Linked DNA regions of Homo sapiens: region 2 is linked to region 1. The links are chromatin contacts, found by Hi-C in ENCODE. All regions are on one chromosome and are shown on one strand. The core of a region is the stretch at or near the end of the contact, and the rest is flanking DNA. Distances in the headings are between cores, read along the strand shown. Region 1 holds the start of RBBP6 (RB binding protein 6, ubiquitin ligase). Region 2 holds the start of THUMPD1 (THUMP domain 1 NAT10 acetyltransferase adaptor).

What was found. Hi-C counts contacts between places; a loop is a spot of excess contacts on that map. Pooled maps may share reads with other maps.
Region 2: a map of B cell shows a loop between it and region 1 (26-fold over the local background). The contact joins the promoter of THUMPD1 here to the promoter of RBBP6 in region 1. A Hi-C loop is called at or near these places in 4 of 168 maps with a recorded cell type or tissue (B cell, CD4-positive, alpha-beta T cell, CD8-positive, alpha-beta T cell and 1 more), 1 of 37 single-sample maps with no recorded cell type and 11 of 50 pooled maps.

What each region holds. Positions count from the first base shown.
Region 1 is chr16:24,535,540-24,542,280 of GRCh38, forward strand. It overlaps RBBP6 (RB binding protein 6, ubiquitin ligase), which reads left to right and starts at 4,027. Exons shown (of 18, transcript NM_006910.5): 1 at 4,027-5,253. The coding sequence starts at 5,088. RefSeq lists enhancers at 1,969-2,263, 3,690-4,684, 4,685-5,677 and silencers at 3,974-4,023, 4,294-4,473.
Region 2 is chr16:20,737,624-20,744,364 of GRCh38, forward strand. It overlaps THUMPD1 (THUMP domain 1 NAT10 acetyltransferase adaptor), which reads right to left and starts at 4,195. Exons shown (of 4, transcript NM_017736.5): 1 at 3,886-4,195; 2 at 1,274-1,448; 3 at 85-333. The coding sequence starts at 4,116. It also overlaps a transcript of ACSM3 not described here. RefSeq lists enhancers at 3,381-3,470, 3,501-3,640, 3,941-3,990, 4,001-4,270.

The DNA.
Region 1 (6,741 bases), core at 2,777-5,276:
TAGGCATGCGACACCATGCCTGATTAAGTTATTAATTTTTTGTAGAGATGGGTTTTCGCCATATTGCCCAGGCTGGTCTCAAACTCCTGGGCTCAAGTGATACTCCCACCTTGGCCTCCCAAAGTGCTAAGATTACAGGTGTGAGCCACCACTCATGGACTCTTTATTAACAATATACTTCACAATGAAAAAGGGAATACAGTGATCTTCATTCTATATTATACCCTATATACCAAAAAAAATCAGATTGATTATGGAGTTTAAAATCATGAAGCTATATATAAACTGGAAGGAAATATAGCAAAAAAATATCTAAGGTGAGTGCTGAGTGGGCTACAAGCCATTTCTCAAAGCAAAAGCAAAAACCATAAAGGGAGAAAGGTCAATGGACTTTTGTTTGTTTGTTTGGAGACAGGTTCTCCCTTTGTTGCTTAGGCTGGAGTGCAGTGGCACGATCATAGCTCACTGCTGCCTCAAACTCCCCGGCTCAAGCTATCCTCCCACCTCAGCCTCCCAAAGTACTGGTATTACAGACATGAGCCACAGCACCCTGCCGGTCGATGGGCTGTATTACATAAACTGCAAAAAAATAAAAAATACCCCAACAACTGTAGGCTGAAATATTAAATAAAATAGAAAGGCAACATAAAAGCAATCAACTCTCTGGAGAAAATACAGTGTGATGTAAGGGATGTATCTACCTTCTGTGAATTGGACTGACAACACAGAGGCTTAGAACTATTTTTTTTTTTTTTTTTTTTTGAGGTACAGTCTCGTTCTGTCACCCAGGCTGGAGTGCAGTGGCAAGATCTCGGCTCACCACAACCTCCGCCTCCTGGGTTCAAGTGATTCTCCTGCCTCAGCCTCCCCAGTAGCTGGGATTACAGGTGTGCGCCAGTGCGCCAGGCTGATTTTTGTATTTTTAGTAGAGACAGAGTTTCACCACGTTGACGAGGCTGGTCTTGAAATCCTAACCTCAGGTGATCCACCCACCTGGGCCTCCCAAAGTAATGGGATTACAGGCGTGAGCCACCATGCCTGGCCTTGTTAGTGCATTTTTAAGATTACATTCAATATACAAGCATAGAACAGCTTCCGTGGGACCAGGCACAAGCTCAGTCCTGTAACCCCAGCACTTTGGGAGGCCAAGGCGGGAGGACTGCTTGAGGCCGTGAGTTTGAGACCAGGGTGGGTAGCATAGTGAGGCTCTGACACTACTGAAAAAACTAAAAATTAGCTGAGCATGTTGGCACAAGCCTATAGTCCCAGCTACTCAGGAGCCTGAAGCAGGAGGATTACTTGATCCCAGGAGTTCAAAGTTACAGTGAACTGTGATTGCACCACTGCACTCCAGCCTGGGTGACAGAGCAAGACCCGGACTCCAAAATAATACTACTAATAATTAAACAAACAAAAAGAGAACAGCCTCCATGAAATAGATCTCATTCCGACTTCCTGAGCTTGAGTAGTTCACTACAGACAGCAGGCAGGCAGAGCTCCTTGGATCTCCCAATTCCGCTTGCTGGAACTGAATTTTGACATAAGAAAATAAGTTAAGGGGTTTACTAACTGTCTATGGTCAATGGTATGAGGCTATACTGGGTTTGAGAATGACAAAGGTTTGAAATCCTGGGACATGGGAGCTCCAGAATTGTTACATTATGAGAAGCTTAGACAGGAATGCTTCATTCACTGTAGGATAGTACAAAAGGCTTTTTCAGGGCTTACAAAAATATTGGTAGGGAGAGAAGCGTCAGGGAGACCAGCTCCATATTACCCAAAGAAAACGGCAAAATTTACAATTCAGCTCACTGAAGAAAAAAGAAAATAAAAAGTTTTTTTTTTAAAAAAAGAAAACTGCAAAATGAAGATTAGTAAAGGAATTCAGTGAAATGGACCAAATGTAGCATTGTGTCAATTAGTCAGGCAACTCAAGTCATAGGCTTATTGCAGGTGGTGAATGCATTTTGACCTGTTTGATGTGATATGAAGTGAGGCCTCTGTAAGTGAGAATATCAAGGTTGAACAAAGTTTTTGGCAGATGAGAACGGTTGGACCAATAGACAACATTCTTTCCAAGGACATCCCCCCCTGCAGATTAGGTTATGATCCACTCTGTCATATCCTGAGGGTGTGGCCCACTTTGAGATCCCATGATGCACCACGCTGATTAAATTAGGCATTCAGTATATAAAGGGGTCGGCCACAGACGGGCAAAAGGAACAGATTCACCGCTTCGGAGTGAATTCCATGACGGCTTGCAATTTTCTCGTCGAGTTTTTCTTTCACTAGAGATAGCCCTCGCCCTTTCATTCACACAGAGGCTTTTAAGAAAAAAGCAACCAACCTGAAGAGGACCTGGCAGCAATAAGTTTTTGGTGAAATAACAAAGAGGTAAAAGTGGAAGAAACTTGTTATATATGAAAAGTACTGATGTGTGTGGTTGAGTTAAATTGTAATGGTATCTCTAGAGCTGCCCTTGACTACGGCCAAAATTTTATTGCCACGACATCTCTATGGATCACGTAAAAATGTATCCAGTTATTCAGCACGTATTTATTGAGCACCTACTATGTTCTAAGAGCTGAGGATACAGCAAAAACAAATATAAAGATAAGATTCCTATTGTCAGCCGAAGGTAGGGGTTGGGGGAGATAGATAATTAAAAAGTAAATGTGTAACTGTCAACTATCTGCAAGTGCTAGGAAGAAAAGACTAAAGGGATAGAGAAAGATCGCCATCTTATTTTAAAAAGATGGCCTTAGGAAGGCTTTTCTGGCAGGATGGTGATTAATTTTAAATCAAGTTCAGTAAGAATTTGGAGTGTGCTTGCAGGAAGTCCCTGGGAAACTCTGCTACTTCTCGGCTATAGGATCTTATTCTCAGTTGCCTAAATTCACTGAGCCTAGCCTGTAAAATTCAGAGAGGATGAGGAACATGGATTGTAAACGATAATAACTATCGTTTATGAATGTAATTTTATTATATTATGATTTTTTCTGAATGTAATAACGTCCCCATGCCCAAAGGAAAAAAAAAATTCCAATCTACTGAGGGGGTTCTTGTCACTGTTCCTGGCATTTGCGCTTAGGAATGGAATCGGGACCCTGCCACTGAGCAGGCATCCCCTTCTGCAAATTCAGAAAGTACATGATTGCTAGCTTCAGTTCCATCATCTATAAATCGGAAATAATGTCATGTTGACCACGTAGGGTTTTTGTTGTTAAATTGACATTTATTGAGCTACAGCTATTAATATTTCGGTGCATTGAGCCACGTCAATGCACCGGCATGGTCTTAGACTATGGATTTATGTGCATTTATTTAATCCAAGTAAACCAAGTACTATTTTTAATGGCATTTTACAGCCAAGGAGACCCAGGCACAGAGGGGTTAAATCTAGAGCCCCCACAGCCAGGGATCCAACCCAGACAACGTGGCTGCTGAGCCTGGCAATGTTGTTATGCGATCAGCCCTGTGCCTAGCACATAGTAAGAGCTCAATAAATCTGTATGGTGCTGGTGGCTGTTATCAGTTCTTGGCAGCGGCTGCTCCACGATTTCCACTTGTCAAGAGTATAGGGTAGCCAGTTTATTGGAAGCAGCAGCTAGGGAGCGCTTGCATAGCAACCATAGTTTTCTGCGTAGCAACCATAATGCTCACTTAAATTGGGAGGCTTAGAGGAGCTGACGGGGCCTGTGGGGAAGGGGGAGTTAGCCGGCCACCCCTAGGCAAGCCACTTTGCAGTGGAAACTGCACGCAGCCCCTGCAAGGCGAGCTCTCCCCACCGAGCCTCCCTGTGAGCCGGTCCTCCTGACGCGCAACCCCCCTCCCTTTTGAAGCAGATGGTTCTTCCCGTTGTCCCTGCTCTTTCAGTTTCCGCGCTTTGGAGTCACAAAGCGCGGGGTCACGTGGGCGGGCCGTGCGCTTTGTGACGTCAGCCGCCCCGCCTCTCGGCCCGCCTATCCGCGCACGCCAGCCCCGCCTCGCGCGCGCCGCCCGTGCAATCCCTGCTTAAGAGACCCCGCAGTGGGGCGCTCGTCCGAAGCCAGGCCGCGTCCGCCATAGTACCTGGCTTGGAGGTGTCGCCGCCGCTCGGTGAGAGCCCCCGAGCGGCAGGGGGCCAACACAAAAAGGGAGCCGGAGAAGCCCTAGCCGCTGCCCAGCAGCTTGCGGGCGTGTTCTCGCGGTTCCGGGCCTCAAGGCGACGGAAACGAAAGGCGAGCGAAGCGCGGAGGATCCGGCGAGAAGAAGCGTCAGGGAGCCTCGGCGGTGTCCCCGGGGTCCGCCGAAGCCACCCGGCCGCCGGCTGGGGCCCGGGGTGGTGAGGAAGTGCTCCGAGGCCTCGCCGAGGCCTAGCGCCGGCTTTGTGTCCGAGGCGGCGGCGGCGGCGGGGGGAGGCGGAGCCGGGGGCGGCCTGCGGGAAGGCCTCTCCTCCGCCGACCGCGCGTTTTCGGCCTAGGCCGTGGGGCCGCTCGTGGCCTCCGGGGAGCAGGCGCCAGGGGTTTGTGTGCGGTGGGGGCCTGGGCCTGGGCCTGGGGAAGCTGACGCCGGTCGTCCGGAAGCCAGGAGGAGGCGTGAGGCCGCTCGTGGACTCCGGGCCTAGGCCCTCTCCCCTCAACCTTCTCCCGGGGCCTGGGTCACCCCAATCCACGGAGAGAGAGACCCGCCGGGAGGTGCGGCCGCGCTATGGACCCCTGACCCCGTGGGGTCGCTCGGACTCTTAACGTGTGGACTGACCGCTACTGACTGCACCGCCAATCCCCCCGTCTCTGCCGGCCCCTTAGCATGAGCGAGGGGGACCCAGCCGGGTGACATTGTGCCCGTTGGCGGATTCTCGATTTCCCCTCTTCCCCGTCCTCGTCCTCCTCCTCCCCCATGAAGTGATTCTGAGTATCGGGGGGTCTCTGGATTATTGTTCTGACGAACCCCTGCTTGTGGTTGGGGGGTATTTAATCTGAGGCCTTAGGGTCCTTCGGTGTCTTTGAGTGTTTTGTGTGTACATATTTTGCTCTTAAAGTTTATAAATATACGTATATTGAGAGTGTCCACGTCTCCTCGCTGAACCTTAGGAATCCCTTGGCACCATGTCCTGTGTGCATTATAAATTTTCCTCTAAACTCAACTATGATACCGTCACCTTTGATGGGCTCCACATCTCCCTCTGCGACTTAAAGAAGCAGATTATGGGGAGAGAGAAGCTGAAAGCTGCCGACTGCGACCTGCAGATCACCAATGCGCAGACGAAAGAAGGTAAGGGCCGCTTGGTCTTAAGATATTTGGTGGCTGGAGAGAGATACTAGCTAGAAGGTGCCTGGCAGGAAGCTAACCGCCATTATGTCTCTAGTGGGGACTGTTCGTTCTAGTACTTTGGATACAACTTTCATTGATAGCCAAGGTTTGCAGCAGTTGGCCTTGGAGTTTCACTGGTTTATTTTATTTCTGCATACTTGGGTCATCTGTAACAGGCTAACCCAAAACGTGGAAGCCTGATTATTCTTCTCGCTGTTTTTTAAAATGAGGGAGGGAGGAGAGGGGGATAGCTATCTAGACTCTTTGAGTGCTTGTCTTAGGGCGTTTTCTAACTTATTTTCCATCAGGAGGGCAGGAGAGCCTGTGCAAAGCTTGTTTGTTCAATCAGCAAAAAAAAAAACAAAAAAAAAACCAAAAAAACAATTTTCTAACCTAACAACATTGTGGAGTTTGATGGCAAATTTTATGTCCTGCCTTCCTCCCTCCTCGCATTTATTTATTTGGAGTTGCTTGCCTGTGTTGTGGATAAGGGATCTGAACTTTAATATTTTTGAGGATTTAATCAGTATTGGAATTGTTTTTGGATCTTGAAATGTTCTGATGTCACCGCTCTTGTCTTGTGTGTCAATTCCAGAATTAGTAATACGGCAATTAAGTAGTTAAACTGTTAGTTCATCACATTACTCTTAAGCTTTATCAATTCGGTGAAGATCAAAAGTACTGATTTTTTTTAAAGTAGTAGTTGCTAGATTTTACGTGACTGTTGATACTAAGGTACTGAAAAATAGGCTGCTACCATAGAGTACAAATAAGCCACTGATAAGAATCGTTAGATTCTTTCTCCTTTTCAAAAGTATTTTGATAATATTGGGAACTTAACAGTAGATAAATGTGACAAGCAGTCTTTCCTGACTCTGAACTTGTTTTGGTTTCTTTTTCTCAGATCAGTAATGCTGATGTGTATTTTTTAGCAGTTCGGTGTTCTAAAAGTTACTGATGGAATGAGAAGAAGTGAAGTTACAATTAGGTTAGGGTATTTTTTTAGTCACTAAATTTTTATCACACTTAAGGTGTGACATGGATTCTTTTAGTTGAAATGGGAGGTCCCCCACCTCCAGCCTGTAGTTTAGGTAGAGTAAATCTTGTCATGTAGAAGACCAGTTTTCCATTTACAATGCAGACCTAAGTATAATTGTATTAGGTTAAGGAACAGCAGTGCTGGCATATCATGACTCAAAAATATTAAGGAAGAATTTATTTGCTCAAATGATATTATGTGAAAATACTGTCTGCTTCCCCACCTTTTAAAAACAAGTGTCATACCCTTTGATAATTGGAGCTATGTGTAATCCTCTGCCTAAGGAGAGGAAAAACTGGTGGTGGTCATGAACAGTTGAGAAATAGCTTTATTTAAGTGCCTCACAAGCATCCCTTAACTACAACAGTCACATTTCACAGAACAGATGGGTTTATAAGAAGTTTGGGCCA
Region 2 (6,741 bases), core at 2,945-5,444, 3.8 Mb before region 1:
CTTAAATCTTTAAAAAGAAAAAAATCCTTAAAAAACAAGTATTTACCATTGAATGCCTATGGAAAATCACTAAGAGAAACATACCTGCCAATTCTCTGATAACTTCTTCTCTATTCACATGACTGTTATTTCGAGATTTGTACACAATCTGAAATGTCCCTTTGTTTGGAGCTTTAAACCAGGGTTCCAAAAATGTTTCTGCATATTTTTTCATATCTTCTAAAAAAGCCTTGCATGTGCCTGAGATGGGTAACATTCGCAAAATAACTCGAGTCTTCTTTTTCTTGGTTTTGTACATATCCTGGAGAATATGATGCACCAATTTCTCAGGCTCTTAAGAAAAAAAAAAAGTTAAGAAGATAATTTCTCAGACATCTTAAAGATCGAACTCTAAAATGAATTTTCACTGGCAATGACATAAGTTGACAGAAGAAATTCTCATAATGAATTTTAAATGAATCTACCTAGTCATTCTTTCCAAACAGTATTTCTTCAGTGCCTAATACGTACTATAATGTATCTAATATATTTTAACTTTTCATCATTATTACTGCTTGCACTAGAAATGACTGTTTAGGTAGACACCGTTGTTAACATTTTTGTGATGTCCTGAGTTATCCAACCGTAACACCATGCTGTTGTTTTCCTGTAACAACAGAGTACATTAAACAGTACACACTTTTTTACAAAAAAAAAAAAAAAAAATTCTGTGAGTCACTTTAAAAGATGTAATTAATCCATTAGCTAAGTTAGCACACAAGTCTAAATCTCAGACCCAAGAGGAATCCCAGAACCATGCTGGGCACAACATCATGAAAGGGAGGTCCTCAGGCTGCAACTTGCCTACATACAAGTATATTTGGGGCTGCTCCGAAAATTTGTAAATTAGTTGACCACACTGAAAAACAAAAAAACTCCAGATTTCAAACTTCTTTTGAGAAATTCAAATACCTGGCCCTGCATTCCCAAAGAGCAACAACTGGCTGGAGCTGAGTAGCAGCTGCCCCTTATTTACACAGAACTGGCACTCTAGTTCTGCCTTAAGTTATATACGAAGGAAGCAGCAAAGCCAGGTTTCCACTCATAAGCCAATGCTACGTCCACCACCCCATTCTACCTCTCCACAGGCCAACTGCTAATACAGTGTACAGAAGCTGCCATCAAATGATTAACTGAGTCATGCCCAAGAAGCCATTTTGTAAGCAGTATTCCCTGAGACAGGAAGATACCCAGATGTTATGAGATCGATAATCTTAGCAAGTATTTGTCACACCTATCCCAAGTGTCCTGATGAAGACAACGTTATTTGCTCCACTTTCCACTGACTGGAATCTTCTTAACCTCATCTCTGTAGATGCCTTAATGTCACCAACTTCTTTCTTCAAGGCAGCCTCCGCATCATCATCCTCTCCCTCACTTCCAGAGGGCTGCTGATCCTTGTCTGTAAACTGTTTGCATAAAACTAATGAGCAGAAATGACACAACAGCTCACATTTAAACACTATAAGTAATTATTTATGTGAAGTCCCTGGCGGCAGGTGGCTCAGTATTGATTTTTTTTTTTTTTCTAAAGATGGAGTCTCGCTTTGCCTCCCAGGCTGGAGTGCAGTGGTGCGATCTTGACTTGCTGCAACCTCCGCCTCCTGGGTTCAACCAATTTTCCTGCCTCAGCCTCCCAAGTAGCTGTGATTACAGGCGCATGCCACTACACACAGCTAATTTTTGTATTTTTAGTAGAGATGGGGTTTCGCCATGTTGGTCAGGCTGGTCTTAAACTCCTCAGGTGATCCACTCGCCTCAGCCTCCCAAAGTGCTGGGATTACAGGTGTGAGCTACCATGCCCAGCTGACTCAGTATTGATAATAAAGCTTTTTTTACGAAGCTGGGACACCACACCCTTCAAAACGTGGAGCAAGGCCGGAAGTGGTGGCTCATGCCCATAATCCCAGCACTCTGGGAGGCAGAGGCAAGCAGATCACCTGAGGTCAGAAGTTCGAGACCAGCCTAGCCAACATGGTGAAACCTTGTCTCTACTAAAAATACAAAAATTAGCCCGATGTGGTGGCAGACGCCTGTAATCCCAGCTACTCAGGAGGCTGAGGCAGGAGAATCGCTTGAACCCAGAAGGCAGATATTGCAGTGAGCTGAGATTGCACCACTGCACTCCAGCCTGGGTGACAGAGCAAGACTCTGTCTCAAAAAAATTAAAAAAAAAAAAAAAATGTGGAGGAAGAGGGAATTCCCGCAGACTATAGAATGTAAAATTTGAAAATGTTTTCAAAAGCATCCTGACAGTTTGAGGCAGAGAGAAACGTGCTGACCAGATCAATCATTTTAGGGTGGACCTTAACACGTTGACCAGGTATCTGTGTGCCTCACACGACACTGTCCTTTTGGTGAGATTAGACCAAATACCTGTGGAATTAAAAACCCTTACTCTTGTTCTATTAAGGAACAAGGCACAGAAATACATTGTTCAATAATTTTGGCCAAGCATGGTGGCTCATGCCTGTAATCCCAGTACTTTAGGGGGCAGAGGTGGGCGGATCCCTTGAGCCTAGGAATTTGACACCAGCCTGGACAACATGGCCTGAGAACCCGTCTCTACAAAAAATACAAAAAATTAGTCGGGCATGGTGGCACATGCCTGCAGTCCCTGCTACTCGGGGACTGAGGCAGGAGGACTGCTTCAGCCCCGGAGGTGGAAGTTGCAGTGAGCAAGAGCATGCCACTGTACTCCAACCTCCACCTTGGGTGACAGAGCAAGACCGCTTCCAAAAAAAGAATTTGCTTAAAGTACAGGAGTAGACAGGATATGTGCTTGTTGCCCAGCTCTCTGCCCCCTAGTGCCCAACGAAATTGCCAGTCAGGCACAATAATAATTGTATACATTTACAGAAACTTTATTACATACCAGTATGTATTTTATGTACATAAGCAACTCACTAGCCAGTCTTAAAGTATTCTCTTTTTTATCTAGCTCAGCAGCATCAAATAATGTGCCCATGTCCGAGTCCCCAAGCTAGTAGAGGATGAGCCGTGAATTTAAATTCCCTCTGTATTACCCTTCTTCATTTAATCCCTCAGTGTGCGTGTGTGTATTGGTCCAGATTCTAAGCCAGTAATATGATTTCCAAACACTAAGACTTTAGGTGATATTGGTAAAAGTTTTTACGTTCTAAAATGTATTTTAAGTGCAGTAACTAGCATTAGTAGTAAACCTATTATTTCAGAAATATTATTGCTTCAGGTAAACACATTATTACTCCAACTTCACGAGGCTGTCATGAAAAATGTGTTTCTGAAAGAGCTTCAGCACACCGCCTGGCCCTCAATGAGCAATCCTTAAGTGGGAGGTAGGCCGGGCTCAGTGGCTCGCGCCTGTAATCTCAGCACCTTGAGAGGCAGAGACGGGAGGATCGCTTGAGTGTAGGGTTTAGGACTACCCTGGGCCAAACAGTGAGACCCCTTATCTACAATTTACAAAACTTAGCCGAGAGTGGTGGCGCGCACTCATAGTCCCAGCTACTCTGGAGGCTGAGACAGGAGAAGTCGAGGCTTCCCTGAGCTATCATCACGCCACTGCACTCCAGCCTCGGCAACAGAGCGAGACCCTGTCTCACAAAAATAAAAATAAAAGTAATGGGAGCTACCGTGGTTACTGATGGCAAGAAAAGGTGCAAGCACTTCAAGCACAAAACCGATAGCACCGAAGTCTGCGAGCGTCTCAGGACTAGGGACGGAAACGCCGGCGAGGCCACGCCCCTACAGCCGTCACGCCGACGACCCGAGGCGCGCATGCCCATACCAGCAGCCATCCCTCCACCCTTCCCTCCTCCCGCAAGGCCTGGCAGCCGGCCCGCCCGCCCACCCCGGGACCGGTACCTTTTCTGGCCCATACATGTCGTCGCCGTATTCGTTGAGGAGGCTGTAGGCCTCCTCCACGCACTTGCGCTCGTTCATATTGCAGGTGATGAGGATGCCCTGTAGCCCGGGCTCTAGCTGACGGGGCCCGCCAGCGTCGCAGCGCCGAGCGCGCTTGGCCAGCACATACTGAGCCTTGCCTTTGCGCTTCCCGCCGCCAGGCTGAGTAGTCTGCTGGGCAGGGGCCGCCATGGTGTGCGCAAACTGAGAGGAAAGAGAAACGTTTCTCCGCTGCTGTTGGCGTCCTCGTCTATCGCCGGCGCGAACTGGTGACGTCGGATATGAGCGACGGCCTCCCCTAGCCGGCCTCGAAGCCTCATTCCGTGCTGCGCCAGGTCCTAAGGCCGGTCTGCAATCGTGAAAGGGGTGGAGTGATACCCGCCCAAGCCCCGCCTCCTGCCCCGCCTCCCGACTGCAACCTGAATCCAGTAGAGGCAGCATAGCAGCCATTCTGGAAGTGGTGTCGGTGGCTCCTCAAGCCCTTGAAGCTGGCTCCAGCCATATAGCTTCTTCCACCCAACCTTGGTACCTGTTCCTCCAGCCTTCCCTATAATTCTGCCAGCTACTGTGGAGGAAAAGTTAAATATTAAATTTGAACTCAATTGAACGTGGACACAATGGTCAAGTCCCGTAACAGGTTGCATGAGCCCCTTGAGGCATTCATTCATCCAGCACTGTTACAGATAACTCTGTACCTGTACTTGAGTTATTGAAAAACAGACAATCACAGAAACAAGTTGACCTTTATGTGTTCCTTGAGCCCAGTCGAGAAGGGCCCTCGTGACTGGGCCTCATGCCAATCAACGCATTACAAAAAGAGCCAGGGTCGGCCGGGCACGGTGGCTCACGCCTGTAATCCCAGCACTTTGGGAGGCCAAGGCAGGCAGATCACGAGGTCAGGAGATGGAGACCATCCTGACCAACATCTCTACTAAAATGCAAAAAATTAGCCAGGCGTGGTGGCGCGCACCTGTAGTCCCAACTACTCGGGAGGCTGAGGCAGGGGAATCACTCGAACTCGGGAAGCGGCGGTTGCAGTAAGCCGAGATCGTGCCATTGCACTCCAGCCTGGCAACAAAGCGAGGCTCTGTCTCAAAAAAAAAAAAAAAATGAGCCAGGGTCCCAGGCCACACGGAAGCTTCTTGAGACCCCTCCTCCTCTGTGCACGGACAAGTGGCTGACTCTGGAGCCCAGGCTGTTGCTTCCCGGTCTGGTGATGAATCCAACATAGTCTGGTGCGTGTAAATATATATATATATATATATATTTTTTTTTTTTCCCTTCTCCCCTTCCCATTGCAATTTGCTTACTATATCATTTGCTTATTATATCTGCATTGCCATTTACGTGGGATAAAGGTTGTTTACCCCCAAAGGTATTGTATGTTTGTCTATTTTTTTTTTTTTTTTTTGAGATGGAGTCTCGCTCTGTCGCCCAGGCTGGAGTGCAGTGGTGCGATCTGGGCTCACTGCAAGCTCCGCCTCCCAGGTTCACCCCATTCTCCTGCCTCCCTCCCGAGTAGCTGGGACTACAGGCGCCCGCCACCACGCCCGGCTAATATTTTTTATTTTTAGTAGAGACGGGGTTTTACCGTGTCAGTCAGGATGGTCTCAATCTCCTGACCTCGTGATCCACCCGCCTCGGCCTCCCAAAGTGCTGAGATTACAGGCGTGAGCCACCGCGCCTGGCCGTATTTTGTCTTGTTTTTTCCCCTCGCGCATTTCCCACATAGAACAGTTACTCAAAAGGCTTCCAGTAAATTCCATTTCAGCCTCAATTTTCCAGGCTATGTTTCTATTTCACTTAAAACCAAGGATGTTGGCTGGTGTTGTTTCATGCTGCTTTCGTTGCGGCCTTTTATCCATAGTCTTGGCAACTTATCATGTTACTGTCTTTTTAAAAATCATTGAAGATGCCACTTTTGAAGAATGTGTTTAAAAAACAAGTGCTTCTCATACTACTCTTCAGGTACAAACCTCTTAGCAGATTTGAGTTCCTACAAAGCCCTAAAAGATGTAATCTGATATTTTGAAAGGGACACCGAATTCACAGTCAATAAACCCTAGGTTCTAACCCCAGATCTACCACTATGTCCAAAAATTTTATCATCTTATTGTTTGCTTTTACCTGTGTATTCAATACAGCATTTAATTTTCAGAATTTCTTTGGTGGACACTGCACAGCAGAGATTTCTAGAAGTCCTCAGTTGTTTGTGAAGAGCAGTGTCATGACACTGGCATTGGCCTTCCCCCAAATCTCTCTCTCTTCTGCTGGCTGGGTTTCAGTTGCCCACACTCTGCCACCTGTCCTTAGGATATCAAATATTAGCATACAGATAACAAGTTAAAATATATATATTTCAAGTCCCAAGCATATTTGAGTACTATATGGAGGCAAACTTGAAAAACAAAAACTCAGTTTTGTTAAAATATGTGAGGAGGCAGCTTTAGGCTAAATTTAAGTTTGGCCTAAATCAAGCTTGTCCAACCTGTTGGCCCACAGTCAACATGTGGCCCAGGACAGCTTTGAAATTCAACCGGCCCAACACAAATTAATAAACTTTCTTAAAACACTCTGAGGTTTTTCTGCAATTAAAAAAAATTCATCTGCTATTGTTAGCATTAGTATATTTTATGGGTGGCCCAAGAGGATTCTTCTTCCAAGGAAGCCAAAAGATTGGACATCCCTGGCCTACAGGTTTCTCCATACATAGTGAACTATAACCTAATTGGATGTGTAAACAGACTGTAATGGCTGTTGTAACAAGTAGCCAAATCTCAGCCAAGCACAGAAGCCATGCTCAACCACTCACAGGTG